Regions from separate parts of the Homo sapiens genome. Here all the other regions are linked to region 1. Evidence: chromatin loops called from intact Hi-C (ENCODE). Cell type or tissue: endothelial cell of umbilical vein. All regions are shown on one strand. Links, peaks and the distances in the headings refer to the core of each region. The heading gives the core; the rest is flanking DNA. Region 1 has its middle 110 kb from the start of SPRY2. Region 2 has its middle 38 kb from the start of LINC01080. Region 3 has its middle 73 kb from the start of LINC01080. Region 4 overlaps LOC105370275 (a long non-coding RNA gene).

Region 1 (8,007 bases), core at 2,042-7,041:
GCATGTCATGATGCTTATTTACAGGGATTATATGTCGCTACTAGAAAGTAAGCTTTGTGGTGGTAAGATTAAAATAACACCTAGCACAGTGTCCAGTACAATGTAATAAGAAAAACTAACATCTATTTTACATTTAGTATGTACCTGGTGGTTCAAAGTGTTTTATATGTTTTATTTCAGACCATCTAATTCTCAAAGAATCCCAACAGAAATGTATCATTAATATCACTCTTGACAGATGAGGAAGTGGAGATACAGGGAGTTGAAGTAAGTTGCCTGAGGTTGCTAGTAAGTGGTGGTGACTTCACAATGCAAAACCAGAAAAACTAGCCCCAAATTCCAGTTTTTAAGTACTCTTTCCCTTCATATTGCCTTTCTGAGTAGGCACTTAAAAATATTTGCAAGATGAATTAATGTATTACTTTCCAGGCAGGTTGTCTTTGATTGCTTTCTCCAGCTTCTGAAAATATTAATCCGCTTCTCCTTAGCAAAATGTGCAATCTTTGCACATTTGCAGTCACACTTAAATCTTGAGTTTCCAACCTATTTCTGTTTGCCAAAAAACTTTTTTTCTTCCACCCTTCTTTAATATTTCTATTTTTTTGTTTTCCCCCTCTTTCTCTCTTTTGTATTTCTGTGATGTCTTAGAGAATACTTTTACACTCTGTTGTTTGCTTACCCAGAAGTGGCCTGTCCTAGGTTCTTGTTCTGGCTATCTTTCCTTTCTTCCCCCATCTCACTCTGTGCCTGGGATGCTGACCTCCCTGAACTCCACCAGCAGACTTTCATGCCCTCTGGCTTCTGGCTGTGTTCCACCAACAGGAGGCACCAGGAAGAAATTAGGGGGTGGAAGGAGAGTGATACCCCAACAATCCTTGAAATATCCCCAGTAAAGTTGTTTAAGATGGCTGGGGGACTGGTTGAGTCCCCTGATAAAGGTCACAATCCTATCAGGTGTCCTCATTCACAGTCATTTTATTCCTGGGTTGTGCTAACTACTTCTTCCCCTACCCCTTCAGGTTTAGGCTTGGTAACAATTCCTGGTTGTTGTAACTAATAGAAGTAACTCTGCCCTTACCTTTGTGATTAGAACTCTAACTATTCAGTTTGAATGCGCCATTTCTTTTCTTCTGCGACCCTGACTAATAGACCCCCACAACTTTTTTCAACCTTCCTAACAATACCCCAACTCTGTCTATGCATCCATCCTTCTGCATCTAGCCCATATGACTCAGGGGAAGATGACTTTCAATTCAGCTCTACGGTGAGATCCTCAATGGTATAGATCAAACATAGAAATCTCTTCTCCCTGGCTGGGCGCAGTGGCTCACGCCTGTAATCCCAGCACTTTGGGGGGCCAAGGAGGGCGGATCACCTCAGGTCGGGAGTTCAAGACCAGCCTGACCAATATGATGAAACCCCGTCTCTACTAAAAAATACAAAAATTAGCAGGGCATGGTGGCATGCACCTGTAATCCTGGCTACTCGGGAGGCTGAGACAGGAGAATCGCTTGAACCCAGGAGGCAGAGGTCACCGTGAGCCAAGATTGCACCACTGCACTCCAACCTGGGCAACAATAGTGAAACTCTGTCTCAAAAAAAAAAGAAAAAGAAAAGAAAAGAAGAAAGGAAAAGAAAAGAAAAAAAAGAAAACAAAGAAAGAAAAGAAGAAAAAAAGAAAGAAAGAAAAGAAAAGAAAAGAAAGTAAAAGAAAAAAAAGAAATCTCTTCTCCCGGCTAGGCACAGTGGCTCATGCCTGTAATCCTAGCACTTTGCGGGGCCGAGGCGGGCAGATTGCCTGAGCTCAGTTAGACAACCAAGCTGGGCAACATGGTGAAACCCTGTCTCTACTAAAATTCAAAAAAAAAAAAAAAAAAAAAAAATTAGCTGGGCATGGTGGCGGGCATCTATAGTTCCAGCGACTTGGGAGGTTGAGGCAGGAGAATAGCTTGAACCTGGGAGGCAGAAGTTACAGTGAGCCAAGATGGTGCCACTGCACTCCAACCTGGCAACAGAGCAAGACTCTGTCTCAAAACAAACAAACAAACCAAAAAAAAAAGAAAAAAGAAAAAAGAAATTTCTTCTCCCATGCTAGAAACTAGCTCTGACAACCAAGCTTAAGACAATCAGGGCAAAATATTTCTCTGGTGTCTGCCATCATGACACATATGATGGGTATGGAGCTTAAGTTTTTCTCAGTCATACTGCACAGAGTTTTATGGTTGAAGAGCACTTTCCTCCCCTCTCTCTTCTGGTAGATTTCAACAAAGACATGGGTTGTCCTGGTTGTTGCTGGCAGCTATTTTGCAACTATGAGAGGCACTATCCTGAAGACAACTAACTCAGGAAAGACCAAGAACATTGCAAGACAAAGCTGGAAATTTGATGATACCAAACTTGAAGTTTTCCTTACCTCCAGATTTTTTGTTCCATAATATATTTCATGTATGTATGTATATATATACATATATATGTGTATATATATATGTATATATATAAGTGTATATATACACATATATATATACATATATATGTGTATATATATATATGTATATAATTTTATTTTTTTTTTAGACAGAGTTTCGCTCCTGTTGCCCAGGCTGGAGTGCAATGGCGTGATCTCAGCTCACTGCAACCTCTGCCTCCCTGGTTCAAGTGATTCTCCTGCCTCAGCCTCCCAAATAGCTGGGGTTACAGGAGCATGCCACCACATGTGGCGAATTTTGTATTTTCATAGAGACGGGGTTTCACTATGTTGGCCAGGCTGGTCTCGAACTCCTGACCTCAGGTGATCCACCGGACTCACCCTCCCAAAGTGCTAGGATTACAGGCGAGAGCCACCGCGCTTGGCCATATTTCCTATATTTTAAGCCCACTTGAAGGAATTCCTGATTCTTGCAGCATATTATTTCCAAACTGCTTTGATTTTGTAATAGATAACATTTATTAAGTGTTTATTGTTTGACATTCACAGTACGGAGGACAATAAACCACAGGTTAGGTGGTAAAATTAGCCTCATTTTACACATGAGGAAGCTAAGCCTTTGAAAGGTAATTAATTAGCAGTGGCCATAGAACTGGTAAGTGCTAAAGCTGTAATGCAAACCTGGATCCATGTGACTCTGGCCTTCATCCTTTAGCAGCATGGCCTTCAGTTTGACGTTCACTCACTTTTTAGACAACTACTACATGACTGTACCTTAGTAGCTCACTTCCAAGTAACTGACGCATTGCCAGATTACCTCAGATTTTGGTAACAGAGATAAGGTACACATTTAGTGGTCAAAACCATGCTGAGATATGGAGTTCAGTTTTAGGTAGAAGGGAACATTAAGAAATTCATGGTCAAAACTCAAGCAAGGAAAACAATTTTGAAGGTAAGGTTTCTGTTCACCTGGCTGATGACAATGGCAATTTATATAAATCACAGCAAACTCCCCGGGAAAACAATCAGAAATAGTAATGAAATTTTAGGGTCAATGCTTAAAGAAATGATTTGCAGATGAACTTATTTGGGTGAATATGTCAATGTCATATTTTCAATATAAGTTTTAAATAAAATTCGAGGTTATAAAATGCAATTGGAACACAGAGATTAGAATTAGACTAAATTAAATCAAAGTCTCCTATTTGATCTGATTCTCTGTGACCTTTGTTTCAGCGTAATTTTTAGGTGAGCTGAATTCCATTTTCAAATATCATCCCTGAATTATGCTTTTAAATGTGAAGTGTAGGACTTTATTTATCAGTCTTGTCTCCTCTAAAAACAATTTATATTTGTTCATATATGTAATTCTCTTGGTTCTGAGGAAATGATTTTTTAGAGTGTTGAAAGGCGAAAAAAATATCGCCCTGGACCAAGTGTTTGTCTTCATGAGGCCGCTCTTTGACTGGTGTGACTAAATCAGATGAAGCAGCTTCATGTAGACACTTTGACACAAAGGATTTCAAAGCCAAGTCTAATGACAGCATTTCCTCCTAATATGGATGATGTGAGAACAGAAGCATAATGTTTATTAGCAACCCTTACAAAAACAGTAACTACAACAAAGAGCACAGAAGATGAAAATGCAAGTACTCGGCAATGAGCTCTCATTCTCTTCTGAAATTAATTCACACATTATAAGGTACGCTTCCTTGAATGAATTTCCTTCCTTTTACACTCCCACTTAGCTTTCCTTTAAGTGTCAAATGAAGCGGGTGGTGGAAAATGCAGTGCACCAGTCATTTTGACATTCCTTTGCAAATTAGTCAGGCTTTGATAGTACAGGTCGGTTCTACCACGCAGGGGAGCTTTCAGCTTTGGGAATCTGGCAAAAGTTCAAGAGCAACGTATTGCTTTGAACTCACTTGTTAGCTGTGCAAAATAAACACCATCCACCTTGCAATAAAAAAGCATCAGCAGGAGAAAAAAGAGAACATTCTAAACCCCTCCCTTGAGACTTCAAAACCCTCACTGGGGCTGCTAAATTAGGATAGGAAAAATAAGGCCTGTTTGTGAAAAGAAAGGAGGGGAAAGGAACCATCTTACAACAAACACACACAAAAATTACAATCGCTGAGAACTAATTATGTTTTCATGATCACAAATGCATTGAGAGTTTGAAAGCTCACGGACGCATCCTGATGCTGCTATAAAATGTTTCCTGGCTAATTATTTGCCAGTACAACTGTTCACTTCCTGTGGTGGATTTATGCTAAATCCTGTTATTAGTCTTGCTCTGCAATTGCCATTGTCTATGACTAGAAGCAAGGCTGAAAGGCTACAGTCAGCCTTTTATTACACAACATGTGAATGGAGATTTGACCCAATGTCCGACCACTTCCCCCCTTTGGTTTTTATGTGAGCTCGCTGAGCCTTTCCCAATAAATCATTGGGTTCCAATGAACTTTTACTCTTTTTTCTCTCCTTTCAACCCCACTACTTTGTGAGTGTGTGAGTGCACCCTTTAAAAATAAACCACACAATTTCTTTTTCTCTTTAAGCAGTAGTTAAGACCTTTTCATCATACACAATTTCTACAGTTGTTGCTACAAAAAAAATACATGAAACCAATGTTTGATGCCTCGATTTCATTCAGTGATGGAAGCTGGGAGAGGCAAAAATAAATAAGACCAAAAAAATTGTGAAAGTAATTTACATCTCAGTAAGCATGTGATCCTAAATAAATGTAATGTGCAAACCGTCATAGTAGCTACAGTATAAACTAAATACTTTCTGCAGAAACCTGACTAGGTTTTTCTAGAATATTTTATGTTGGGGGCATTTTAAGTAAATTTGGTAATAAATACCTTAAGAATAATGTTTCCTCCAGACAAAATTATAAATACTGTTAACTGTCTTAAATGTCTTCTTAAATATAGCTTATACTATTCTAAGTCTCTAAAATTCAAATCTAATATTCTTTATTTGTGATACTAGATTCAAGAATATAGCCACTATATTTAAAGATAGTCTTAGATTTATATATCAAATTTTAAAGGTTTATAAAAACTATTGGTTTATAAAAGCAAAGTAGATTGTGACAATGAAAAAATTAGGGTAATAACAAGGGCTAATTTTTCTGTTTATATATATTCCATTTTTTCTGTTTCTAATGGTTACATGCACATCTTTGTTATTCACATTTCTTATATTTATCAAAATTATATTCGTAAACATTCACAGAAATAATCCTTGTGGACTTAAAAATTTTCTCAGAGATCCTTTTCTAACATTTATGTAGATTTGTATAAAACCTTTGAAAATCTTATCTCAACTGCAAGTATCCTTTGTCCATGAAATTTTGTTTTTAGCAATAAATCCTGTTAGAAACGTTAATCCAAAGACAAATCCAGAGCTCAAATAGGTTCTGCTCAGATTTTTTTAAATTATAAAATACTGCAGACCAGGGGTCCCCAAAACCAGGCCACGTACTGGTGGTGATCTGTGGCCTGTTAGTAACTGGGCTGCACAGCTGGAGGTGAGTGGTGGGCTAGCGAGCGAAGCTTCATCTGTATTTACAGCTGGTCCTCATCTCTTGCATTAGCGTCTGAACTCTGTCTCCTGTCAGATCAGTGGTGGCATTAGATTCTCATAGGAGACTGAATCCTATTGTGAACTGCGCATGTGAGGGATCTAGATTATGCACTCCTTATGATAATCTAATGCCTGATGATCTGTCGGTGTCTCTCATCACCCCCAGATGGGACCATCTATTTGCAGGAAGACAAGTTCAGGGCTCCCACTGACTCTACATTATGGTGAGTTGCAGAATTATTTCATTATATCTTACAATGTAATAATAATAGTAATAAAATACACAACAAATGTAATGTGCTTGAATCATCCCGAAACTATCCCCTGCTCCTGCCCCCATTCATGGAAAAATTGTCTTCCACAAAATCAGTCCCTGTTGCCAAAAAGGTGGGGGACCACTGCTGTAGACAAATAAAACAAACATCAGTAGGGAGAGTTAAATAAATTGCACTACATTAAGAAAAAGGAAAAAGGAAAGAGAAAAAGATTGGGTGGATCTATATGCGAGGAAAGATAATTGTGATCATTTTTGAATGAAAAGAGCAAGCAGCAAATAATATGTATAGAATAGTATCATTTAAAAAAAATCTATGCAAGCTCATTTACACACAGAGGTGTGCTGGAGAGCTATGGGCCAGCTCATGAGCATGAGGATGTGGTAGGTGAGGAGACAGGAACAAGGAAGGTGATGGAGCCATTTTCATCATTTGCCTTACATAGTTTGGTAGTATTTGCTTTTCTTCCCAAGCATATCATTTATTTAGTATTTTTAAAAATTATAGTTAAAGGCAGAGGAGTACGACAAAAAGATTTTAAAAAAATGATCTAAGTGTACAAATTTTTGATGTGTGTCTGTGATGCATGTCAACGAATCCTTTATTTCTTCAATAATATATTGGTTCTTGGTCGGGCACCAAACGGTGTGCCACTACTTGGTGGTGTGCACCTGTAGTCCCAGGTATGGGGAAGGCTGGAGGATCCCTTGAGCCCAGGACTTTGAGTCCAGCCTGGGCAATGTAGCAAAATCTTGTATCTAAAAACTAAAAACAAAAAAAAAATAATACATTGATTCTATTGTATTAGAAACCCAAAAGAATGTGCTTTCTGAGGGCACTGTATCTCTCTGAGGTAGTCTGTAGCAACTGGTCTACAATGACCTAACTTCTTTTTCTTTTCTTTTTTTTTTTTTTTTTGAGACGGAGTCTCAGTCTGTTGCCAGGCTGGAGTGCAGTGGCGCAATCTCAGCTCACTGCAACCTCCGCCTCCCTGGTTCAAGTGATTCTCCTGCCTCAGCCACCCGAGTAGCTAGGACTACAGGTGCCCGCCACCATGCCCAGCTAATTTTTGTATTTTTATTAGAGACAGGGTTTCACCCTGTTGGCCAGGATGGTCTTGATCTCTCGACCTCGTGATCCACCCACTTTGGCCTCCCAAAGTGCTGGGATTACAGGCTTGAGCCACTGTGCCCCGCCTTCAATGACCTAACTTCTTATTTCTCTCTAATAAAAAGTAGAAAGAGGTACTGAGAGCATTGGCTGCATCCCACCACAGCAAGGAGCCCCCTGAGGGTATGTGAATGTCTCTTCCACATTCACGATGGTGGTCTAGAGGAAGGCAGGATAAACAGAGGTAAATCTGCCCCATCTCATGGCCATCATCAGACATTCCATTACTTCCAGAGCTCCTGACTGTGATGTAGTCTTTCACCCCTACATACACACACACACACACACACACATCACATAAACATATACACATGCATGCACACACATATACATATTTCCCTTCCATTTCTCTTCCCATGGTGCAAAGTTTCTAATCAATGGTGCTTCATTTTCTAAGAAGGCTAAGACCCTATAACATGGAATAGTGGAAACAACTCAGGCATCGACTCTGAAGCTTGGCACTTTCTTTTCCACGCAATCCTCTAGTAGAGATATTATTATTATTTCTTTTTTGAGACAGAGCCTCGCTCTGTTGCCCAGGCT
Region 2 (8,007 bases), core at 1,248-6,247, 190 kb after region 1:
TTCTTGAAGCCTCCCCAGCCATGTGGAACTGTGGGTCAATTAAACCTTTTTCCTTTATAAATTGCCCAGTCATGGGTATTTCTTCATAGCAGTGTGAAAATGGACTAATACAATGTTCAGAAAGTCCTTTACTATTTCAAATTCATTTTATTTGAATATCCTTTTTAAAAGAAGTTTACTACTGTGTTATAAAAATAATACTTTCATATGCTAGTTGGTTATTGCTCTGTAACAAATAACTCCAATATTTAGCAGTTGAAAACAGCACACTTTTATTGTCTCACAGTTTCCAAGGGTCAGGAATCTGAGTACAGCTTAACTGGATCTTCTGCTTTATGTTCTCTAACAAGGCTTCAATCAAAGTCTGCAGTCTCATCAGAAGGCTTGGCTGAGGAAGGCTTGATTGATGCCATTTCCAAGCTCAATAGGTGGTTTTGGCAGCATTCATTTTCTTTGCAGGTTGTTGGGCTGAGGCCCTCTGTTCCTTTCTGGCTGTTGACCAGAGGCTGTCCTCAATTCCTTGCCAGGTGGGCCTCTCCCAGATGGCAACTTGTTTATCAAAGCATGAAAACCAAGAAGGTGATAAAGAAAGTCTGCTAGCAAGACATAAGTCACAATCTTTTGTAATCTATTTATGAAAGTGACATCCCATCATCTTGACCACAATCTATTGATTAGAAACAAGTACAGCTCACCCTCAACAAGAGGAGATAATATCCAGGTGTGAATTGCACAAGGTGAGTACAACAAGGGACCATGTTAGAGGTTGTCTACCACAGTAATCATTAGAGAAATTTAGAAAATGAAGAAAAATTGAAAGTAGGCTTTCAATGTGATAGTCAGTTGCTCACATTTATCTTGCTTCTATTCTTTCCAGTCTTGGCTTCTATGACTAAGTTAAACAGACAAGCAAACAGGACTTAGTTATGCTCTATAAAGTAAATCTTATATTTTTTAAAAAGTTACCATAATGCTGTAGTGATATTTCCATATAATTACAGTGCTTTCTCTTTAGAAACATAATTTTAATAGTTGCATTAAGGTATATCGGGTGGTTTATTATTATTAAATACTCTTTTGTGGCTAGCATATTCTAATTATTTTTCTGTTATAAATGAAGACACTGAGCACCTTTGTAGACTTACCCTTTGTTCTGCAGTTTGGAATTCTCTTATAATGTATCTTCAGAAGTAGTACATGAAAATTAGGATCCTGTTAAAGACACGTGATAAATATTCTGAGCAGTTTCCACCTTTCCTAGTGCTAAAAATAGCATGATGTGGGTGATAGAGGGCCCCTTAGATAGGTCATCAACATAAGGAAGGTCCTTAAAGAAGTTACAGATGATGTCTCAGGAGAAAGTCAGTGTGAACATGATGATGGAGGAAAGGGAAGCAGGAGGTGAGAGGCAAAAATTTGGTCAGGACATGAATTGGCATCAGGAAGTCTGGCTAGATAGAAAGAAGCAACCACTTAACTAATGAAGAGGTAGTGGGTAGAATGCCAAAGCATCAGAGAATGGATGAGAGAATGAAGATAAAGGTATAGAATGAAAAGGATGAGTAGGTTTTCCAGGTAAATACTCAAAGATGGCTATGTCAGATATTTAGCGATTGGTGACACATGTGGGCCCTTGGTCATGGGACTGGTCAGAAGACTAGCTGCTAGTTGAGAACAGGACTAAGCAAGGTTAATTTGATGCTGATTAAACTGTTAAAATAGTGTTCTTTCAATTTCTCCCAATAAAAGAATTGTTCACAACATCTGTAATTTGCATGAGCCTATTGATGGAATTTAAATGGACAGTTGAAGAACGAGAGGTTAGGGTTTGATCCTGATACCTTTAGCAAGGATCATTTTGTGTGATGGGAACCAAGAAACTCTGAGGAGAAAAAGAGAATGCCCAAAGGAGCATGCAAAATCTGGCGAATTAGAAGCAGAGAATTGAGAATTATCTAATTTTTAAAAAATCTAATTTCATTAAGTTCTTGTACAAATTTCTAAGGTTTTTTCATTATCTTACTTTGAGAGGTGAGAATGGAAGGAAAATGCTCACCTGTGTATGTGCACTTTGCACAAAATATTATCGTGAAATTTGTCCCTTAGCAAAAGAAAGGGAAACATCCTACTTACGTGTTTAGGGTTCAGATGGCAAGTGTGTTTTGGCTCAAAATTTATCATGAATCAAAAAATACCTTATATATTGGTCAGCATGAGCTAGCTAAAAGAATAAATTTATTTATAAATATTTTATAAATTTTATTTCTACTAAATGAGCTAAAACCATTGTGACAATAATAATTAGAATCCTACTTCTCTCTGAGCGGATGTTTGGTAGAAGAAATAAAGCACTAAGAAAGGAACCACATATGTCATGTGACAAGATTGGGAGAGAGGAACCACTGAGGAGGCAGCCCTGTTTGGGAGGGAAGGGCAACATAATCAAAGATCTAAGCCCAGCTCATAGACTGAGGCTAAGAATTTGGGATTCTAGCCATGGTGTCTGGATGCTGCTGCACAGAGGCTCAGGGCTACTCTTTCATCTCTTCCCAGGACAGGAAATAGAGGAAACCACATAACTGAGCTCAAGTCCAAGACAGCTCAATAATATCACACACAGAGTTCTCCCATCTATCCCAAGGAGAGAATGCCAATTTGTGAGGGTATCTTCTCTTGGACCTAGAATGAGAGAATAAGGAACAGGTAGTTTCTTCCATTTCTATTTTTGTTCTCCAAACCCAAATAAAGAAACTTGCTTTTATTGTTTGTAGGGGCCTGCTATAAAGACTGCTCAGTTTGGCAGAAGTCTGGTTACAGGAGTGTGTAGTAAAGATGCTTAATGTGGTAGAAGCCTGTGCATGGATGGACCAGGAAGAATTAAATGGGGCTGCTGTAAAACACTCTTCCTAGCCAGAGATCAAGTATATAACAATTCACATGAGGAACTTGCACTTTACGAGAAAGACAAAAGAAACTGCTATTGCAAACAAATCTGCTTAATGTAAGCTTGCTGGATGCTGACAGCAAAAACTAAACCATAGTCATGTTATCATTTAGAAATGTTAATAGGATCACCTAATAAAAGTTTCAATTATAGAGCATTTATTACATAATACTGACAGCACTAAATAGGAAAAGCAATATATAGAATATGGACAAAATGGTATCCAGAGACAAACTCACGTCTTTAATGTTTTTATTTCTAAATATGAATGAGTAAAATATAAACATTAAACTTACAAGCTTAGAAAAAGAACAACTAAGTAATATAAAATAAGCTGTAGAAAAACATATTCACGATAAATGTAGATTTTTTTCTTCCTATGAAGCTGAATTCTTTCTCTCCGAAGTTCCTAATCTCTGTTTTAAGAATCACTGGTATAGATGATATTAAAATGCACATCTCTCAAATATCACCAGATTTGCATATGCAGTCACCTAGAATCATGTAGTCTTGTTTCTAGTGGTCTCCTTTAGGAGAGGTTCTGTGTCATAGTGGTAATTCTAGTGTCTAAGTCAATGCCGGGATGTTCAATAAAATGTTATTAAGTGAACATGTGAATAAATACATTCTTATGCCATATATTTAAAAAAACTGTATGTATCTTAATCCAGTTCATCAAATAAGTGTTTTGTCAAATTTAATCCTTATTAGGATCTCTTCTCATTCTTCATTTTTCAGTACAGAGAATTCTCAAAATCTAAATGATAAAAGCATAGCTATCATGGATTAAAAACAATTCCATTGTACTTTTTCTTACAGCTAACCTTGACTAATTCTCACATGTATTTCAGAAATATGAATAATGTCTTCATGCAATTCATGTAAGGCACAGAAAATAGGTATCATTATTTCTGTTTTAATGACAGATTTTGAGGTTAGGATGACTCATGAACAGCTGAGCAGCCAGTCAGTAGGAGAAACCAAAATAGAACGGAAACGCCTCCATTTCCACCCCCACGCTCAAACCTCGAGTGCACCCTCCCTGGGGAGATTGAAGCGTGATGTGCCTGTGAGTGAACAGGGAAGCGCTTCCTGCAAGTTACTAAGCTGCAAAGGCTCAGCGCTCTGAGCTATCCTTGGTGGTGATCAGTGAGAACCACCCACTCTCAATCCAGCTGATAAAAATGGAAGGGAAGGAGAACTTAGAAAAGCAGGTCCCTTAAATGCTGAGCTCCTCTTATTCTGAGGAAGATATTTCATTTACCTTTAACTGAGTAATCTTCAGAAATTACCTGAACTAAAATATTTTTTCATCCCAGTGAATGTAACCTTAAAATGCAAGCTACCTTGTTAGATGGGCACAGCCCAGCCTGTTTTACTCCCTGGGGAGGGAAAATATTTTCTTAAGCATGTTTCTCTGATTCTTTTAGGCACACAAAATTAGTGAGGCATGCTTTTATAGAAGCCTCTATAACTAAATTACTTTTGTAAAATAATCAACAATAGGATATAGCAGGTGTCAGTCTTTGGCCTGCAAACAAATTATTGTTGGAATTCTTAAGGAGCTTAAGAATATCCTTAGAATACTTGAGGAGCTTAAAGGTAATTTTTTAAAATGTGTTTTAAAAGTATTAACTATCATCCTGTATCCACAAGCATAATGGCCTTAAGTGGAGGAATTAAGAATTGCATCTGAAACATGTTTGATAAAGTTAAGATGTACTTTTGCCTCCACCATCCAATTCAAATAATAATGTTGTCCAATGCAAATACTAGTTTCCAGTAACTAGAGTCATTCCTTTCCCTACACCTCTGTAACTGGACGCATGCAAGTCTATCTTACTTACTGAGGCTGCTTTCATAATTCCAGTGGGCTGGGTTCTAAGAGAAATTTTAAAACTGTTTTCCTCCCCATTAAGCCCTTTGCCATGGTTCTATAGCTTACAGCAGCCCACACCTCACAAATATGAGAAAGGGATAGTCATTAAAACTTCTGCTTAATTCACCAAAAAAATTAAAAATAAAATGGTTAGTTACTGCCCACTCCACACTGACAGAGTTATTTAATCACCTACCACATCCTTACACCTCTGATCCTACTTGTTGGATTTTCTCTGCTGCACTATCAGTGCCTGTCTTTCTCCTTATTAGTATTAATTTCACTATTTTGTGAATGCAAACTTCTAGAGTTGTTTTATGGTCCCTAACGTCCACCCATCCTACCTCCTCTTAAAAAACAAACATGAATACAAAGCAGTCAAGCCATCGGATGGAAGGAAAGGAGCTTGGAACTGAGAGAAACACTTTACCAACAGAATGTAAACCAGACACGTTAAACTCACAGTTGGCCATAAAGAACAGCCTGAGTCTGATAGAGGGACGACAGCCAAAACAGAAGGTTCTTGTGGTGAGACGGCTGATATGGTCAGGCTGGAAAAACCTCTCCATTCCTTCCTGTGGGCACCTGAATTCCACAGGCTTGCAGATGGCAAGAATCACTGAATTACAGTTCCTTAGAGTTTTCTGTGTGCTAGTCGGAGACCTTGCACATGGCATTGAGCTCAGCACACGACGATTTCAGTTCCTTGAGCAAACTCAGATAAAATGAGGCGGAAAATGTTTCTAAAATAAGGTTTTCTAGGGAGTGTTAGTAAAATGTGACACTATCCTAGTGTAATCCAACAGGTAGGAGGTTGGATGGCCTCCCAGGCCTTCAACACACTGTATATTTGAATGTGCACAAGAGGAAATGCTCTAAAGACATGCATTTTCTTTTACCTTTTAGACTAATCCAGTGGAAAAACTATATTCGACCCAAGGATCTGTATCCACACAGTTTGACAATAATTTACTTCTTTCTGGAAGCGATGAGCACAGTGTAATTCCTGAGAAATTTTAATAATGATATTTTAATTATAATTAAGTGAAACCTAGCAAAGTTGGCTGTATCTGGAGGAACTCCACTGTGGGAAACAGATTCTTAAGGTAATTTTTTTGTTTTATATTTTATCCTACACAGCCTTACCTAACCTAAAATTTCTCAAGGTTAATTCAGCACCAGGTGGGTACTCTCGTTTTTGTCTATCTAAAGGGGGGAATTTGAGATAATGGTTGACATGTCAAAAAAGTGGCAATGTAAAATGGGGGCTAATCTTCAGAATGAAGTGTTCCCCCAGAAGGTAAAGCTGTCAGTGATCACCTTCTAGAAATTATTATACTGGCATCCATGACCCTTGCTGAGAGGATCTTGATTGAGATTCAGAGTATCCAAGGAACACCTTGAAAATGTGGGTCATACAATGTCATAACATTTGTAAAGGGGTGCATGATCCAAACTTATTAAAACCTAACATCCAGAATCTCTTAAAGTTTTACTTTTCGTTGTGTGATTTCTTTCCTCACCAATTTCTTTTCCAAGGGTGTGCTATTATTTCTCCTACTGTCATTACTTCTCTCATTCAATTCAGCCTACTTCCACAAGCTCTCATTTTGTAGTAATTAATTCATTCAACAAATATCTGCTAAGGGCCTGTTACAGTGTATGTCCTGGTCTAAGTGCTGGAGAAAGGATAGTGAAAAGAAAAGCAGATCCATTGCCTCAAGAAGCTAATGGTCTAGTGAGGGGGGTGTAGTAAAAAACTAGAGGGGGTGTAGTAAAAAACTACGGTGGCTCACACTTGTAATCCCAGCACTTTGGGAGGCCGAGGTGGGCGGATCATGAGTTCAGGAGTTTGAGACTAGCCTAGACAATATGGTAAAACCCCATCTCCACTAAAAATACAAAAATTAGCTGGGCATGGTGGCGTGCGCCTGTAATCCCAGCTACTCAAGAGACTGAGGCAGAAGAATCGCCTGAACCCGGGAGGTGGAGGTTGCAGTGAGCTGAGATCACACCACTGCACTCCAGCCTGGATGACAGAGCAAGATTCCATCTCAAAAGACAAACAAACAAACAAACAAAAACTAGAAGACACCTGCCTGGGCTATGCAGCAAGACCTCGTCTATACTCAAACTAAAAAAGATAAACCAGGCATAGCGGAGAGTGCCAGTAGCCCCAGCTACTCAGGAGGCTGAGGTGGGAGGATTGCTTGAGCTCAAAGTTCAAGTTCAAGCACTGAGCTACAATTGCACCACTGCACTCCAGCCTGGGTGACAGAGCAAGATCCTGTTTCAGAAAAAGAAAAAAAGCAACAACAACAAAACTAGAAAATAAGTAAATAAGATAATAGTGTATTTGAAGGAAAGAACAATGACCAATGTGGCTGGAACAAAACAGGTGATGGGAAAGCATCCCAGATGAGACTAGAGACTAGTGGGGAGGTCAGATCTTCTAGAATGTCATAGGCCATGTCATACACTCTGAAAAAGAGTTCCAATGTTTGGGTGTTTTTTTTTTTTTTTTTTTTTTGGTTTTTTTCCCAAAGTCCACTGAGAACAATTAAAGTGTTCTAACCTATGATATGATCTAATTTGCAATTTTAGAAGATTGTCCTGTTTTCTATGTGGAAATAGGCAGAAGGAAGGGTCACTAGAGAGGGCAAAGAAATCAGTGTGGCTGCCACTGGAGGAATGGAGGATGATGGGTCTGTGATGAGGACAATGACAGTAAAGATAAAATGAGTTCAGTGGATTCTGGGTATGCTGCTTAAGTAGGACTGAAGAGCCTGCTTATGGTTTAGACATGAGGCATAATAGCAAGGTAAGTAACCAGGATTTTATCTTGAGCATTAGCTTCATCAGCTGCCAAAACAAATAAAATAGACTGCAGGGCTTAAACAACAGAAATTATTCCTCACAGTCTGGAGGCTGAGAAGTCCACGATCAAGGTGCCAGCCAATTCATTTCCTGGAGAGGACCCCCTTTCTGGTTTACACATGACTGCCTTCTTGCTGTGTCCTCACATGATGGATAGAGAAATCATCTCTTATGTCCCTTCTTATAAGGACACTAATCTCATGAGGGCTCTACCCCATGACCTAATTACCTCCAAAAGTTCTGCATACAAACAGCATCTACTGGGAATAATGGCTTCAATATATAAATTTGGGGGGAGGCACAAATA
Region 3 (8,007 bases), core at 945-5,944, 150 kb after region 1:
GAACTGGAAGCCATCATCCTCAGCAAACTAGCACAGAAACAGGAAACCAAACACCACATGTTCTCAGTCATAAGTGGGAGGTGAACAATGAGAACACATGGACACAAGAAGGGGAACGACACACACTGGGGCCTGTCGGGGTGGGGATGAGGGGCAGGGGAGCATCAGGACAAATAGCTTATGCATAAGGGGCTTAAAACCTAGGTGACAAGTTGATAGGTCCAACAAACCATCGTGGCACACATATACCTATGTAACAAACCTGCATGTTCTGCACAAGTATCCCAGAACTTAAAGTAAAAACAAACAAACAAAAAACCTATAGAGAAAGTAATATATCACTATAATATTACTATTTTAAAAATCAGTTATAAAATAAGACATCTTTTGAAAGGGTTAATACATTTGATATTTCATTATTGAAGGCTTACTCTACACCCTGGCATTTTCTTGTAGGTGCTGGAAAAGATAGGCTGCAAAAGATAGGCTTGCACCATGAAGCTCTAACTCCATTAGAGAAGACACACATTTAGCCATCACAAGGTGGTATGGACACTTAAAGGTCTCCATTTACTTGATCAAAAAGTCTAGGAGAGGGGTCAGCAAACTAGACTTTCTTTCCATAAAAGGCTGGATAGTAAATATCGTAGGCTTTGGTGCCACATAGACTATGACAACTACTCAACTCTACCTTCATATTTTGAAAGCACTCATAGACAATGTTTAAACAATTGGCATGTTCCAATAAAACTTTATGGACACTGAGCTTTGAATTTCCTATACAGTTTCCCACCGAATAACAATGTTTGGGTCAAGAAGGGACTGTATTATACAACAGCGATCTCATAAGATTATAACGAAGTTCAAAAATTCTTATCACCCAGTGTTTACCATACTTTTAAAATTTATTTTATAGTCTATTCCTTCTACTTATTTTAAAAGTTAACTGTAAACAGTCCCAAGCAGGTCGTTCAGGAGAAGGTATTCCAGAGGAAGGCATAGTTATCATAGGAGATGACAGCTCCATGCGTATTATCGTCTCTGAAGGCCTTTAGTGGAGCAAGATGTAGAAGTGGAAGGCAGTCACAGTGATGATCCTGACCCTGGGCAGGCCTAGGCTAATGTATGTGTTTGTGTCATAGTTTTTAACAAAAGCCTTAAAAAGTTAAAAATAGAAAAACGCTTATAGAAAAGGGATATAAAGAATAAAACTATTCTTGTTCAGCAGTGCAATGTGTTTGCATTTTAAGCTAAGTGTTATTACAAAAGAATCAATAAGTTAAGATTAAAAAGTTTATAAAATAAAATAGTTATAGTAAGCTAAGGTCAATTATTATTGAAGAAAGAAAAATACTTTTGTATAAATTTAGTGTAGTTTCTGTATACAGTGTGTATAAAGTCTATCATAGTGTACAGTAATGTCCTAGGCCTTCACATTCGCTCACCACTCACTGACTCACCCAGAGCACCTTCCAGTTCTGCAAGCTCCATTCCCAGTAAGTGTCCTATATAGGTGTATTATCTTTTACCTTTTATGCTGTATTTTTACTGACCTCTCTTATGTTTAGATACATAAATACTTACTATATTATGGTTGCCTATAGTATTTAGTACAATAACATACTGTACAGGTTTGTAGTCTAGGTGTGTAGGAGGCTGTCCCATCTAAGTTTATGTAAGTACACACCCCAATGTTTGCTCAATGGTGAGATCACCTAATGATGCATTTCTCAGAATATATTCTTATCGTTAAGAGATGCATGACTGTACTTTGCGTATATCATAAAATCTTTTCCTTCTGATTCTTTTCAACCATTTAAAAATGTAAAAATCATGCTTTGCTGATAGTCACAGGGCATTAGAGAAGATCTAAGGAAAGAGCATCTAAACTGAGAGCTGGGGAGAAGTAAAATTAATCAAGGGCAAGTTTGGAGGAGGGGTGAATTAGAGCATACTCCTAGTTGAAGTTCCCTGAGGAGCAATAGAAAAATTTGCACAAAAGGCCAGCTGTGATGGCTCACACCTGTAATCCCAGCACTTTGGGAGGCAGAGGTGGGTGGATAGCTTGAGGTCAGGAGTTTGAGACCAGTGTGGTCAATGTGGCAAAACCCCGTCTCTGAAAATACAAAAATTAGCCAGGCGTGGTGGTACATGCCTGTAATTCCAGTTACTCGGGAGGCTGAAGCAGGAGAATTGCATGAACTTGGGAGGCAGAGGTTGCAGTGAGCTAAGATCATGCCACTGCACTCCAGCCTGAGGGACACAGCAAGACTCCGTATCAAAAAAAAAAAAAAAAAAAAAAGTTCACTCTGTTGAAGCTTTCTACCCTTAATAAAAGCAGTTCAGGATATACATAGCAAGGGGAAACTTTTTTGTAACTTTCAAATCACACAACACATGTGACCACCTAAGTTGACTACCAGGAAGACTGGACTGACTATATACGCTGAGTGTAATTTTCATTGTATTGCATTTGCCTGAAGGCCTGTGAAAGCCACAAATGATTACCTTATTTTCTTGCTACTTTGGCAAAGCAGATATATTAGTGCAGAAAATATGAGATCACAAGTGTGTGTTCATTTAACAATGCTTTGGCAATATAAGTTCCAGTTGTCCTTTAGCTCCATTGGTACAATTTTTTGTAACATTGGACAAGTCACTTTCCTTCCTTTACGTCTCCATTGGTACCCGCTAAGTAAAACCAATATCTACCATCAAGTCCACCATAGTTATCCTAAAGCACACAAAATATTCTGCCATGCATATCAAAAGAAAATCCTCAATTTTAGAGACACTAGATAAGTATGTATCTAAGAGTAAACATTCATATTGTACAAAGAATAAATTAATTCAAATTCTGATTTTAAAAAAATTCCTGGAGGATGGCTTGAGGCCAGGAGTTTGAGACCAGCATTGGCATCATGGTAAGACTCCCATCTCTACAAAAAAAAAAAAAAAAAAATTAGCCAGGCATGAGGGCATGTGCCTGTAGTCCTAGCTACACAGGAGGTTGAGGAAGGAGGATCACTTGATCCCAGGGGTATAAAGCTATAAGCTATCATCGAGCCACTGAATTCTAGCCTGGGCAACAGAGTGAGATCCTGTCTCTAAAAAATTAAATTAAATTAAAAAATTAAAAGTTACTGAGTGTGGTGTTGTATATTTGAAAATACGATATGGTTTTCACTATTTGGCTGCTCTCAAAACACGTGCATTTGGAAGCCATGGTTTTTTCAGTTTCTTTTTAAACTGATGTGGAAAATAAAGTAGATTAATAACATTCAATTTTAATCAATATCAAATTTGTTCCATGTGCTAAAATGCAAGATAATCTAGCAAAAAATAGTGAGCATGTATTTGGTGCTGGGTTCAATACTTGAGTGGAGATAAGGCAAAAAGATTTTCCTGCTAATCAAGCCAGCACTGTGTGCTTGCAATATTAATTTAACATAACCACAGTAACTAAAGTGTTAAGTGCTATCAAGGGTTTGAATCCACAAAGGTTAGTAAATAAATAAATAAAGCAGCCCTTCTGCTCATTAGGAAGCCATCCAAAGCCCGGAAGAGAGAATCAAGTTCCTAATTTATGAGTCAGCCACTTAAAAAAAAAAAAAAAAAAAAAAAAAAAAAAGAGTCAAAGCTAACACACTCATTCCAACAGCTTTTCCCATGCTGGTCTTTCTGGAAAGATAAATTCCTGCAGGATTATTTTTTGGAATTACTACCAGTAAGTTCTATTATACTGTCAGACCTAGAAAAAATTATTTCACTAGGACTTCAAACATGAGATTGAATAAATGATTATGGCAAATTGTTGTTCCTAATTAATTAAAATGATTTATATGGCATGCTGTGTAACTGAAGAATGCAAAAAGTGAAAAAAAAGAATGTCTTTGTAGTAAAGTAGATTTGTGTAAGTGGAATAAAAGCATAAGAATAAGCTTCCATGAGCGAGTTCTACAACTGAGTCATCTATTTAGCCTTCATTTTTGGCAGCATCATTGACCAGTGAGCAGGGATTTACCAGAAAATTGTTGACCACAATAATCAAATTTTGCAACAAAAATTCACAGATTGGACGTCATGCCGTTGACTATATAAGACAAGTTAGAAGACACAATCTATTTTGCTTTTGATTCTCAAAAGCAACAGTTTGTTTTATGCTTTTAAAATTCCCCATTAAAATAACTTCTGATTCTATTCTCATTGTCTCTTTTGCTCCTGGTTCCCTTCCTTCACCTCCCCTCCTGCTCCCTCCAATTCTGACCCACTGTGGTCTCCTGGCATTGTTCTGACATTTGCCTGGCAGAACATAAAACAACAAATATGTTCAATTTGAGTGGTTTCCTGCAATGTTATTCTATCAAACTGGCAATTTCCGAAAGGATTTAGAAAGGAGCATACAATTCCTCAGACACCGGGAGGTCTGACAGTGACTGCCAAAACAGTCCATGCTTTTAGCGGGCCGTAATATCTGAGCACACAAAAACATCCCTTTTTCTCAGGTTTATTTTTTATGCTTAATACCGAACAGACTTCAGAGACTTTCTAAGTGGCCAGAGAGTACTATATTTAGCACCTTAAAACTCAAAGGAGTTTAGAATATTTTGATATGCATGGTGCATGGAGATCCAATTTATTCTACAGCAGTCACCTATGGTAATGAAATGTTAATCAAGATATTTAAATTACAGCTAATGGAATGATGGCATCGTATAAGGACCAGATGTAAAATTCATTACCATAGGCTCTGTTTATTCCCTGTATAGTCATTTCCTGCTCCCCTCACCCAACATTTGACATTTCCAAGATGGTGGCAGCTTTGGAAATTTTATGATTTGATTGTGGTTTGGCTTGAGTTCAAATTATAGGGTCTGAATTTGATCAAATTAGACAACTAATGCCTCAGGCAGGAACAGTGCATGCCAATGTCAATGGTGTTAAGATGTACTATAGCATTAACTTGAGACAGAATACTGCAAACCCTTATGGTTCATAATACTTCATGTCCACAAACTATCCTTAAAACTATAATAGATGGATGTGGCCTGTGATGTATTATTATTATTTCAGCTCTTGGAGGGCTGAAATCTTTTGATCCAGAAACATGGACTTCTTGTGAGTCAATTCATTTGTGTTCACCAATGTGTACAGCAACCACATCCTTAACCCTCCCTCCTCTGCAAAAGCAGCATTGTTGAGGAGTCATGGTGGCATGCTTGTGTGACTTGTCTCATACTCTACTGCAGTTATTGTATTCATTCTTCCATTTCATGTCAAATTCTGGCACTGTGTTAAAAGACATTCCAGTGTAGTTTTTGCTTTAAAACAAGAGAAATGAGTTTATAGATTCCTGCTCAGAAGATATTTGAATAAACAAATCCTTACATTTTTATCTTTGATGAAAACTCATCTTGTTTTATTTCCCTTATGCAGGCTGTCTCATATCCTAAAATTCAGCAAGCACAAGGGACACAGTCTTTGGGCTTCATGCAGTGTGACAACATGGCCTTTTGGCAAAACATCCTAGCACCAGGCAGTGTCCTAAATAATGCCTTGTAAGTAGTTGTAAGCCCTTAGCTCTGGAAGGGCTTCCATAACTGTGTCCTCTCTCAAACTTCTGAGGTCCTGGGAGCTAGTAGAGTAAGGAAAGATGTTTAGTTTCCCTGCCTGACAGCACCCACCTCCAACCTTCCTCTCCTGCATGACTCCAAATTTCATCACTTCTCAGGTCTAAGAGGAAGGCTCTGAACAAAGCATGATGGTGTGGGAAAAAGTCACAGACTAGGACTCAGTTACCTGGTGTTTGCTTGGCAACTAACTGCATGCCCTTGAGCAAGTGATTCCACCTCCCAAGTCTTCAATTTATTCAAGTAATCAAGTAAGAGGTTACAGTCCATGATTTAATAACAGAAACAGTGACTGAATTCTTACACCTAAAACTGAAAAAATATTGAGTTAATAGCAATTAATATTGTTGAAATAGAGTAGATGTCAATTCCTCCTATATAAATAATGCCCTGCTTGCCTTTATGATACTTTTGTAGCAATTACTTTACTGTATGCATGTTAATCAAAAGATCACACTGGGCGTTTGGGACTTCACCTCTGGCTTTGGTATGAACCAGGTCTTAAATAACCGTGTGACCTCAATAGCTCACTTATTTTTCTTACCTGAAAAACAAAGAAAAGAGATCGATTTCATGGTCGCCAAAATCTCTTTGTCTGTTATCCCATAAATGATGCCTATGCTCAGCCTGGTGCCTTTGGGAAAGTCAATGAAAGCAAACATAAGATGATTAAGAGCTAAACTATGTCTTTAGCATGACACAGGTTTGCCTCAAACCTGGAAACTGGAACTCTTAGAATTAATAGCAGGAAAACAAGTTATTGTATAATTGATTTTTCCTTAAAGTATGCATTTTCATTTATCAATTACCACGTAAGAGGTCATCTCAACATTAGAGGACTTTAGTTCATAAGCATATAGCTGTTAACTTCTTGGTATATTCCAAAGTCTCTGGTCTTTTAAGTAAATCTGCTGACTTTAGTATCTAACTACCTAGTTTCCCTAGATACTATCTGATCTGTCTTGATTACTGTCAGAACCTCCGTTATAATTAGGGTTATTCCCTAGTTGAAGAGGAAAGATAAAATTATAAAACTCTTTTGCTAAAACACACCATTTCATTTGGCATATTCTGTGCTTTTCCTAATCCACCCCCAACCCCACATATTTAAAAATGAGAAGTGAGGTAAAGGATGGTTTTTTCTCAGTCCAATGGAGAGAGCTGACAAGCCAGACTAATAGCTAGTCGTAGGAGATCAGATAACATTGTCCTAAAAGGAAATGGAGGCTGGGGGTCTGCAGTTTTATTAGATCTCCAGACTGTGTGATATCCCAATTATAATATCCTTGGCTCATTTTATGCATCTTAAACTCATCCCAAAAACAATATTGAAATTATCTTTCTATCTTTTCATATGTTTAATTTTCAGAGACTTTGAGTTTGATTTTTGTAAAAAAAGATTTTATTTTTCATAAGAAATATAAGAAATATCATATACATGAAGCCTGGAGTATAAAATGATCTAGATTTCTAAATAAACTTATTTCAGTCTACAGCCATACCACCCTGAATGCGCTCAATCTCGTCTAAATAAACTCACTTCAGAAAAAATTTAAAATAGCATTTGTAACTAAGAATGTTCAGAGGAAATACTTCTTAAATATTGGAAGTTTTTCATATATATATATATATTTGTGTATGTGTCTTGTTTTCAGAAGAAAAAATGTCTCAATTCTTCTAATGAAGATCTCAAATTAATAAATTTTAGAAATCAGGATTATAATTGTGACTGTCTCACAAAATTACTTTTTTACTTAGGGAAAAATAAATACTTCAAACACTTTTCTATTTAGCAGAGTCTTTTTTAAAAATTGAATGTATGTAGTCCAATGATTAAATTATAGCTTTTTCCATTCATAGTTTGTAATTACTATTAAAAAATGAGTAAATAAAATGAACAATATTTGCTGAATTCTATAAGTTTTCAAATGTCTATGATACATTGGCAAGTGATGTATATTCAGTGATCTTGCCTGTAAAATAGGGGTTTTGTCAGCAATGACCTCAAATAGATGCATAGCTTGAGAGTTGACAGTTCACAGACATCAACTGCGATTAACTTACTGGCGTTAAATAAAAGATCTCTCACTAGGGCTAAAACCATTAATTAGTACGCAAGATGACATTTCTTTCAAACCTTCATTATGATAAGAGCTGTCAGATCCAGAAATGCCATCTGACCTTCTGATTCATGTACAATATTAACGCTTGGGAAATAATCTTTACCAATTAACCTTTGTCTTGGAATCAAATTTAAGTTGTAAGACCATAATAGACTTTACTCTTTGTAGAGAGCAGTAAAATATCAGCACTTATACATACAGGAGAAAGCAGAAATGAGATAAAGATAAAAATTTGTCCCAATGTGATTGAAAAT
Region 4 (8,007 bases), core at 1,110-6,109, 100 kb after region 1:
TGGATAAAGAAAACAGGCTATATACATAAAATGAAATACTATTCAGTCATAAAAACAGGGAAATCTTGTCATATGCTACAACATGGATGAAACTTGAGGACATTACTTGATGTGAAATTAGCCAGTCACAGGACAAATACTGCATGATTCCACTTACATGAAGTATCTAAAGTAGTCAAAGTCATTAAAGAAAAAGGTATCATGACGGTTGCCAGAAAATGGGGGAAGAGTAAATAAGGAGTTGCTGTTCAATGGGTATAAAGTTTCAGTCATGCAGGATAAAAATGTTCTAGAGCTTTACTGTACAACATTGTGCTTAGAGTTAACAATAATGTACTGCACACTTAAAAATTTGTTAAGGGTATAGATCCCATTTTATGTATTTTTTTCTATAATTTTAAAAAATGAAAAACAAAAATGAAGAATGAGAGAACTAAAAAGCAAAATCTATTCAAATGATTAGTTGACTATTTCTGAATCTAAATCTACTGCAGATGACAATTCAGGCCATTACTCAGGGCCAGTCTTTGTTCCACTGATAAGCAGTTGGGGCAGTGAGGCAGGAAAGCCACCTGCTGAGAACAGGGTCTAAAAGAGACCAGAGGTGGGATACATGCAATTAACCCTTAACCTCTTCCCGGCTCACCATGATGGAGCAGCTGATTTGCCTGGCTCTCCTCCTCTCTATATTTTCATCTCTATATGCCCTTAAAATGTAGCTGCCCCAAATTCACCTCCTTTTTTGGGGAAAGTAGGTATGTATGGATCTTCATATTCTGATCGTCTTGAAATGAGTTAGGAGAAGCAGTATTTTTCTTTTCTGGTTAACAGTCAAGGAGATCTCTGGTTTATGAGAGTAAACTTGGTTACATTTTCAGCTATAAATGACTGGCTCTCTTAGGAAATACAAATGGACAGTACTTGGAGGCTGGAGGAGTATGGAAAATCTGACGAGGAAGGTGTGGACCTGGCCAGTGGAAAGCATTTTGGTGGGTCTAATGATTTTGGGAAAATCTCTGCAAGGCTGGAACATTTTGCCACACGTAAGTGGTTATTTCCTTAGCCTCTTCTACATTCACTGAGAGCTCTGTGTAGCTGATTGGAGAGTGAGAGAACTGAAAAACAGTCCCAGTATGAGTCTGTCAAGAGAGATGCTTCAGTGTAAGTAAGTTTTTCAGATGTGTTGCATGTAACAGAGCCTGGTTTCAAACAAAATCTGCCTCATTCTGGTCCATTTAATTCTTGGAAACATAATTTTATATATCCAGAAAGTCCTTTGAGCCCTTCGAGGGAGCACTGTAAAGGCTTTCACCACCACCTTACCGCCGTTCTGTCAAAGCAGGAAATCAAGTCCTGCCAAATGCAAATGAGCTCAGACTCCAAAAGGCCAAGTGTCAAGATGCAGAATGCTGCCGGATTTAGAGATCATGCCCCACATAGATATTTGAGGGTCTAACAAACTATAGAAAGTCATCCTGAACATATTGAAAATGTGTGATTTCAGAAATCCTAGCACGTGCAAAACCATTTTTATATTAGTAAGTCAGAATACCTTTCCTTCCTTTTCATGGTGGCTTCAGAACCTCCAGGGAATTTATCAGAGCCTCCTGTTACTATGGTTGTCTGCTTTCTGTTTTGGAAGAGAAAGGCTTCTTTTTGATTCACATGTCATAGCTGTTCTAAAATAATGCTGACTCAGTGTCTGAAAGATAGCATTGGCTTTGCTGAAAGAAAATAGAAACCGGTCCTCTAAAACCTACTGCTGTCCCTCAAAGAGTTAACGGAGTCAGTTCCAAAGGAGTTAGGCAACGGCTGAAACAGGATAATAAATGTGACACTCTCAGATTATCAGTAGCAAATATTTGATCTTATCAAATAACAGAGGAAGTAGTTTAGTTACAAATAAACCAATCTCTCATAAAACAAGTTTTCACACAGGTTCATTTCATTGAGCTGGAGACAGTTAGAGGCCACTTGTAGGCAGAACTCCCACTCTGTACACTCTGTAACAGCCCCTCGTGATTAATGGACAGCCAGGGGGAGGCTGCATCCTGCGGCTCCAGGCTTCATATCAGCAGAACAGCCATAAACAGCATCTCAGGATTATTGCGAGGAAGTGACTCCTCCTCTGGGAACATAGCTGGGCTTGTGCTCCTTCTCCCTCACCACCCGCCTTCTTTCTGTCCCGCTCGCTCTTTTTCCCTGTAGAGCAGAGACCATCGTGTCCTAGAAACTATAGTAGATGTCACTGCTTGGCACTTGCTGTGCAAAGAGAGGACAAGTATGTGGGTGTGAGGGGGAGGTGGAATGCTACTCTTAAAGTAACAGGGACTGTGCTAGCCAGGGCCTCGATGGAGGCTTTTTTGTTCCAGTCTTTGAAACCACTTTGGTGAAGGCATCCAACTTGGAGTCCAGAAAAAAGTACAAACACTGTTTTAGAGTAGGAAAAAAAAAGTTAGAGCTCCTTCTTTCAAAGTAAAATTCTCATTGAGATTAAGAAGAAGTAAAAAAAAAAAAAATCCTGGTAAGATTAGAGTAAATTAGCAAGTAAAAAGAAAAGGAGAGAAAGCTGGCAAATTTTTGGTGTGTGAATATCATCTCTAATGAAATAGAAATATGAATACTTCTATGTTATAATTTCATGGAAAGTTTGTTTTACTCCCCCTAAGGATTGTAAAAATAAAGCATGCAGATTATATGAAATATGGAAATAGAAACATAAAGCTGAAAAAATTCAACCATGACACCACCATTTGAAGGCAACCATTAAGAACACTTTAGTGGATTTTCTTCCAGGCTTCTTCCAACATCTTTTAAAAAGAGATTGTTGAGACCTTAACCATATGTAGAATTTTCTTTCTTACTATTTTCAGCCAACATTTTAGCATAGTCATGACCCCATCATGTTATTCAGTCTTTTCTTATGTATAATCTTCAGGTTGTAAAATATTTATTTTGCAATTTTAACAAACATAGGGCAGTTTTTAGAATAGGTATGTATTCACGCTAAAAAGCAATGCTTGACTGCTTTATTTTTCAGATGTACTCATTTATTAAAAATTATTTGCTTCGAATAAAAAATTTGTTAAATTGTAATAAAAAATTAAAGGGAAAATTCTATGCTATTATTCTCATGGTTAACTCATTAACTTTTATGTTTAAATATTCTGGGAATTGTATTTTCTGCAGAATTAGAAAAGATTCAGTCCCAATCCCCTAGCCTTATAATGTACTTAACCCCACTAATGCTCTTTCAAATGCATAAATCCAGAAGTCAAGATGAATTTTAAAGACATGACATTCACATTTACCCATTGTTCCCCCTCGACCTACAGTACCTGAATTGAGATACATTTTGCTTATATGAGATATTGGGAACTACTTTTGGTGACCATTATCTTTTCTGATCCAGGAACTGGACACATTTTCTCCCAATCAGCCTCAAAGCCATTATACATTCTCCACAGTAATTTCACTGTGTCTCTCCAACAATGCTTCCCTCTTATTTAAAACCCAAAATAAAAGTTCTGCTGGAAGTGTTTGCATAGAAATATAGTTTCTATGCAAAAACAACAGGCAACCCTCTTATTTTTCTTATCCTGAATTCATTTAAAATATGAAACTTGCCTTTTGGAATAAGATGGGTCCTTTTCCTGTTTCCAGAACAATGCCCACGAAGGGTTAAAACACTGTGGTCACTCAGTCCCTGGGGGCGGGGCTGGTGGAGACTGCACTGCCTGCTCCCAGGGCGTGGGATTCAGCTTGTTTCCAAATAGATTTCCTCTAAATTGACTTTCATTTTGATCCCTATGAGACTTACGTTAAAGGGCAAAAAATAGTTTCCTCTTAGAATAAAATCTAGACTTAACTAGATTTTTTTTTCTTGCCCCCAAATAGATGTAATTTAGAATATTTTGGTAGTTTTGAAACCTACTTCTTTTTGCAGAATCCAAACCGAACGTTAATAGGCTTCCAAACATTTTGTTACTTGTACTCAGAACTTCTTGAGAAAGCAAATCCCAAATACTGAAGCATATTGTACTTGCAAAGCACTAAATTTTAGCCCCGTGTCTCTCTTAAGAGATTTTCTTTAGGTTAACGGTAGCTCTAAATTAAAAGAAAGTTTGCAAGATAAAGAAACCTACAATTTGCACTATCAATTTAAAGAAATATTATTTCTTTACCTTTTTCTTCAAAACATTTGTAGTAAGTAAAAAAACTTACTTATGTTGAGTAACATTATATGACGATGGAAGTAAATGAACATTTATTAAGCACGATAGTACCTGCCAGGTTTTATATACACTTAAATATTTAATTTAAACCTTACAACAATAATGGCTTGGGATAGGTATTATTATCCTAGTTTTATCAACCAATTAACTGGGTGTGGTGGCTCACATATATAATCCCAGCACTTTGGAAGGCCAAAGAGGGAGGATTGCTTGAGCCCAGAAGTTCAAGACCAGCCTGGGCAACATAGCGAGGCTCTATCTTTGTGCATGCATGTGCATGCTTGTGTGTGTGCATGCGTTTGCACGCACACACACACATAATTAGCTGGGCATGGTGGCACAAGCCTGTAGTCCCAGCTACTTGGGAGGCTGAGGTAGGGGGATTGCTTGAGCCAGAGAGGTCAAGGGTATAGTGAGTCGTGATTGCACCACTGCACTCCAGCCTGGGTGATAAAGCAAGACCCTGTCTCAAAAAATGAAATAAACAATCAACCTAGTATAATTAATAAAGTCTGGAAGACAAATTATCTCAAATTTGAAAGGGAATTTATTCACTTAACAAAGGTGTTTCTTGTAACATATGACATTGAAATACAAAACTAAAAAGTGAATTCCAATCATAGTGATAAATTCTAAAAAAGGCAAACCCATTTAAAGACGCAATATTGTTTTCCTCCCCTGAAAATTCAAAATTGATATTTTTTATCGTTTCTAAGAACCATGCAAATGTTCGATGGCAGAGTCAGTCTCGAAAGTCAAGGACTAAGTGTGGATATAGTTTCAATACCATAATCTGAGGTTCCCAGCAATCCTCTTATTTTTCTTATTCTGATGAACTAAGATGTTTAATATTTTTCTCGCTCACTCTCCAGTTTCCCTGATTATTGTTATAGCTCCTTGTTGGATAATTTGCCTCAATCCGATTTCTGCATGGTCAAACCACATTTCCATTATTGGAACAGAGGACACGAAAAGCCTTGAAAGGGAGGTAGTTGAAGTAAACATGGGGGCAAGGAAGAACGCCATGTGAATCATCACTGTAGCTACTGTTTACTGAGGGCCAGCTCTGTGGCCAAGTTGGTGCCAGGTGCCTTGCTTGTAATTCTCACAGCAATTCTTATGTCTAGTTGAGGAGTTTGAGGTTCAGGTATTTAAAAACTTGCTAAAGATAAAAGCTAGGAAGTGCTAGAATTGTTATTTAAACTGAAATCTGTCTGACTTCAAAACATTGACGTTTGTAGTTGTAGTGATTTTCTAATATTCTCATTTATCACAGTTCAGAGGCAGATATTGGCAAATAAAAAACAAAAAGGACCCAAATGCATCACATCTAAAAGGTTATCAAGAAACTAGTTTATTAGAGGAGTTTGATGTTCGTTTTTCTCTAGGTCTTGAGAAAGAACTGAAAGAATCATATTTCTTTCTTGGATTTATGAGATCTCAGTCTGCGACTAGACCAGCACTTTCTCAGATCCCTTCAGTTCTGTAATTCTTTTTTTTTTTTTTTTTTGAGACGGAGTCTCACCTGTCGCCCAGGCTGGAGTGCAATGGAGCTATCTCGGCTCACTGCAACTTCTGCCTCCTAGGCTCAAGCGATTCTCCTCCCTCAGTCTCCCGAGCAGCTGAGATTACAGGTGTGTGCCACCACACCCGGCTAATTTTTTTTTTTTTAATCTTTAGTACGTATGGGGCTTCACCATGTTGGCCAGGTTGGGCTTGAACTCCTGACCTCGTGATCCACCTGCCTCAGCTTCCTAAAGTGCTGGGATTACAAGCATGAGCCACCGCTCCCAGCCTTAGCTCTGTAATTCCATGTTCTGTGTTGACTACCTCTTCTAGCTGAATATTCCATAAAGTATAACTAGAACAATTACTTGAAGGAATAAAAGTGCGTGATGATAATTAACATACAGTCTTCTACACAACCCCATTTTCCCCTAAGATTTCCAATGACAGTTGTCTTAAAATTAGGGCATATAATAGAATAAGAATCAGCTGGCTATTAGAGAACTGCATACTCTCATTGGTTTGGTTCTATTGGTTCCCTCAACTTTCAATAGATCCTGAGATGGCCTGATTGCCCTAACATGGTGCCCTAAATGACTAGCCACACTCACTGGGGCTGTCAGGAGTCAGTAATGTTTCCGTATTGCTTTATTTCAGATTTGTATGTGTTATCCCTGTGCTTGATATAAATCATGTTTCAAATAAAACAGCTGTTATTAAATATCTTGGCCTTTTTCCTGAATTGATAATGAACAAGTATGCTTCCCTACAGTTATTGAGTTAGATCAACTCAACATCAGTATATATACATGTTTTTATTACAGGATAATATTTTTTATAAATATAAAACCAATCCATTAAAATTTTTCCTTTTATGTAAAATTTCCTTTGCATCATTTCAAGGCTGAGCCATAACCTAAAACTTCAGTGCAGGATTACACAGGGCTCTGATCCTACAGCAAAGCAACGGGCTTTAAAAGGTGGGCTTTGTGAAGAGTGGTGCTAGTATTTGTTAAGCTCCTTGATCATTCCCTACTTCATCTAATTCCTTCCTGCAGTACTCACACACACTAGTCTTAATATTTGAACAACAGTGACGGGAAGACCCCCCTCATGGAATCATCCAAATTTAGAGAGAAAATATCCACATTTATCATTAAGATTTAGCCTAGAAGCCTGCCTTTGGAAGGAAGAAAATAAAGCAAAGGGGAAAAGCCATCCTTTTCATTCCAGGGGATTTGGGGAAGAGGAGAAGAAACACTAGCGCTTGAAAATATATTTGCTTTCCCTAATGTTTTGGTTTCAGATAGCATCCCATCTTCCCTGCTGAAAAGGTACTGTTTGAGATAGCAGTTAATAGGCAAGAGCTGAGGTGGTCCCAATCCCTACTTCATGTGGTATAAAAATAACAATGTGAAGAAAGGATAAACACTCATGGAAAGCTAGCAGTGTGGACACCTAGCATTCATAGTGTTGCTTTTACATGCTTAGAGTTCAGATTCTGTGCGGGAGTCCTTCACACAGCCTTTAGCAGGTACTGATGGACTTTGGGGAGATTCTGGGGTTCACCCTCCACACCTCAGTCACTCAGAGGAAACGGATAAGGTTAGAGTATCAAGGCAAATTACTGAAACTGCTTTATTTACCTAGCTAATTACCAGAATGAGTCCCAGTCTGAGCCCTCAGCTGAATTTCTAAATCTATGGTCATTGCAATGGTGCCCACAGGCTAGATAGATTCAGTGGTTCTCCACCCTGGCTTTACGTTAAAACTGCCTGGTGAGCTCCAAAGACACTCAAGCTCAAGCCCAAACTAAGACCAATTAAACCAGCATCTCCAAGGGTTAGAGCCCTGGAGCCACTGCTTTTCAAAATCTCCCCAGGTGATCATAATGTACAGCTGAGGCTGAGAATGACTTTATTAGCTGCAGATTACTATTATTATCCAACAGTGGCAAGCAATTTTCACTCACCTTATGCCTGAGTCAGAGATTCTTAATTTTATTTATCACCCAGGGAGAAAATATTTTAAGCACAGAAGAATCTTTCATATACAGAAGGATACATTGTATATTTATTTCATGTTTAAAGGAGTTATATTATGACAAGAGCACAAATTGAGGCATTCTATTAAATCACAAAATAAACATTGTTCTTAGTTCACACACATGCTCTGCTCTTTGTAAGGTGGGAATTAAGCAGGGATCCTCAACCTTGGCACTACTGACATGCTAGTCTTTTTGAGGGAGGCTGCCCTGCACATTGTA

What was found. Peaks named below come from ENCODE experiments on the same cell type or tissue, not always from the same donor. Only the 100,000 strongest peaks of a DNase experiment are listed, where the experiment ranks them.
Region 2: it touches region 1 in a loop (2.3-fold over the local background); 2 of 110 quality-filtered maps call a loop at or near these places.
Region 3: a loop joins it to region 1, with 8 times the contacts of the local background. A loop is called at or near these places in 2 of 110 quality-filtered maps.
Region 4: it touches region 1 in a loop (8-fold over the local background); 4 of 110 quality-filtered maps call a loop at or near these places.

The regions. Positions count from the first base shown.
Region 1 is chr13:80,232,062-80,240,068 of GRCh38, reverse strand. No RefSeq gene overlaps it. Among named protein-coding and RNA genes, the nearest start is that of SPRY2, 110 kb to the left of the region's middle. In endothelial cell of umbilical vein, for the core only: no CTCF peak of the experiment used is centred there; DNase peaks (open chromatin) are centred at 4,088 and 4,648; H3K27ac peaks cover 2,072 bases.
Region 2 is chr13:80,044,956-80,052,962 of GRCh38, reverse strand. No RefSeq gene overlaps it. Among named protein-coding and RNA genes, the nearest start is that of LINC01080, 38 kb to the right of the region's middle. RefSeq lists an enhancer at 3,775-4,024. In endothelial cell of umbilical vein, for the core only: no CTCF peak of the experiment used is centred there; a DNase peak (open chromatin) is centred at 3,942; H3K27ac peaks cover 929 bases.
Region 3 is chr13:80,080,110-80,088,116 of GRCh38, reverse strand. No RefSeq gene overlaps it. Among named protein-coding and RNA genes, the nearest start is that of LINC01080, 73 kb to the right of the region's middle. In endothelial cell of umbilical vein, for the core only: no CTCF peak of the experiment used is centred there; DNase peaks (open chromatin) are centred at 3,616 and 4,386; H3K27ac peaks cover 1,767 bases.
Region 4 is chr13:80,127,133-80,135,139 of GRCh38, reverse strand. The region is part of intron 2 of LOC105370275 (a long non-coding RNA gene); the gene reads left to right. Among named protein-coding and RNA genes, the nearest start is that of LINC01080, 120 kb to the right of the region's middle. RefSeq lists an enhancer at 1,595-2,094. In endothelial cell of umbilical vein, for the core only: no CTCF peak of the experiment used is centred there; DNase peaks (open chromatin) are centred at 1,459, 2,059 and 3,759; H3K4me3 peaks cover 296 bases; H3K27ac peaks cover 1,050 bases.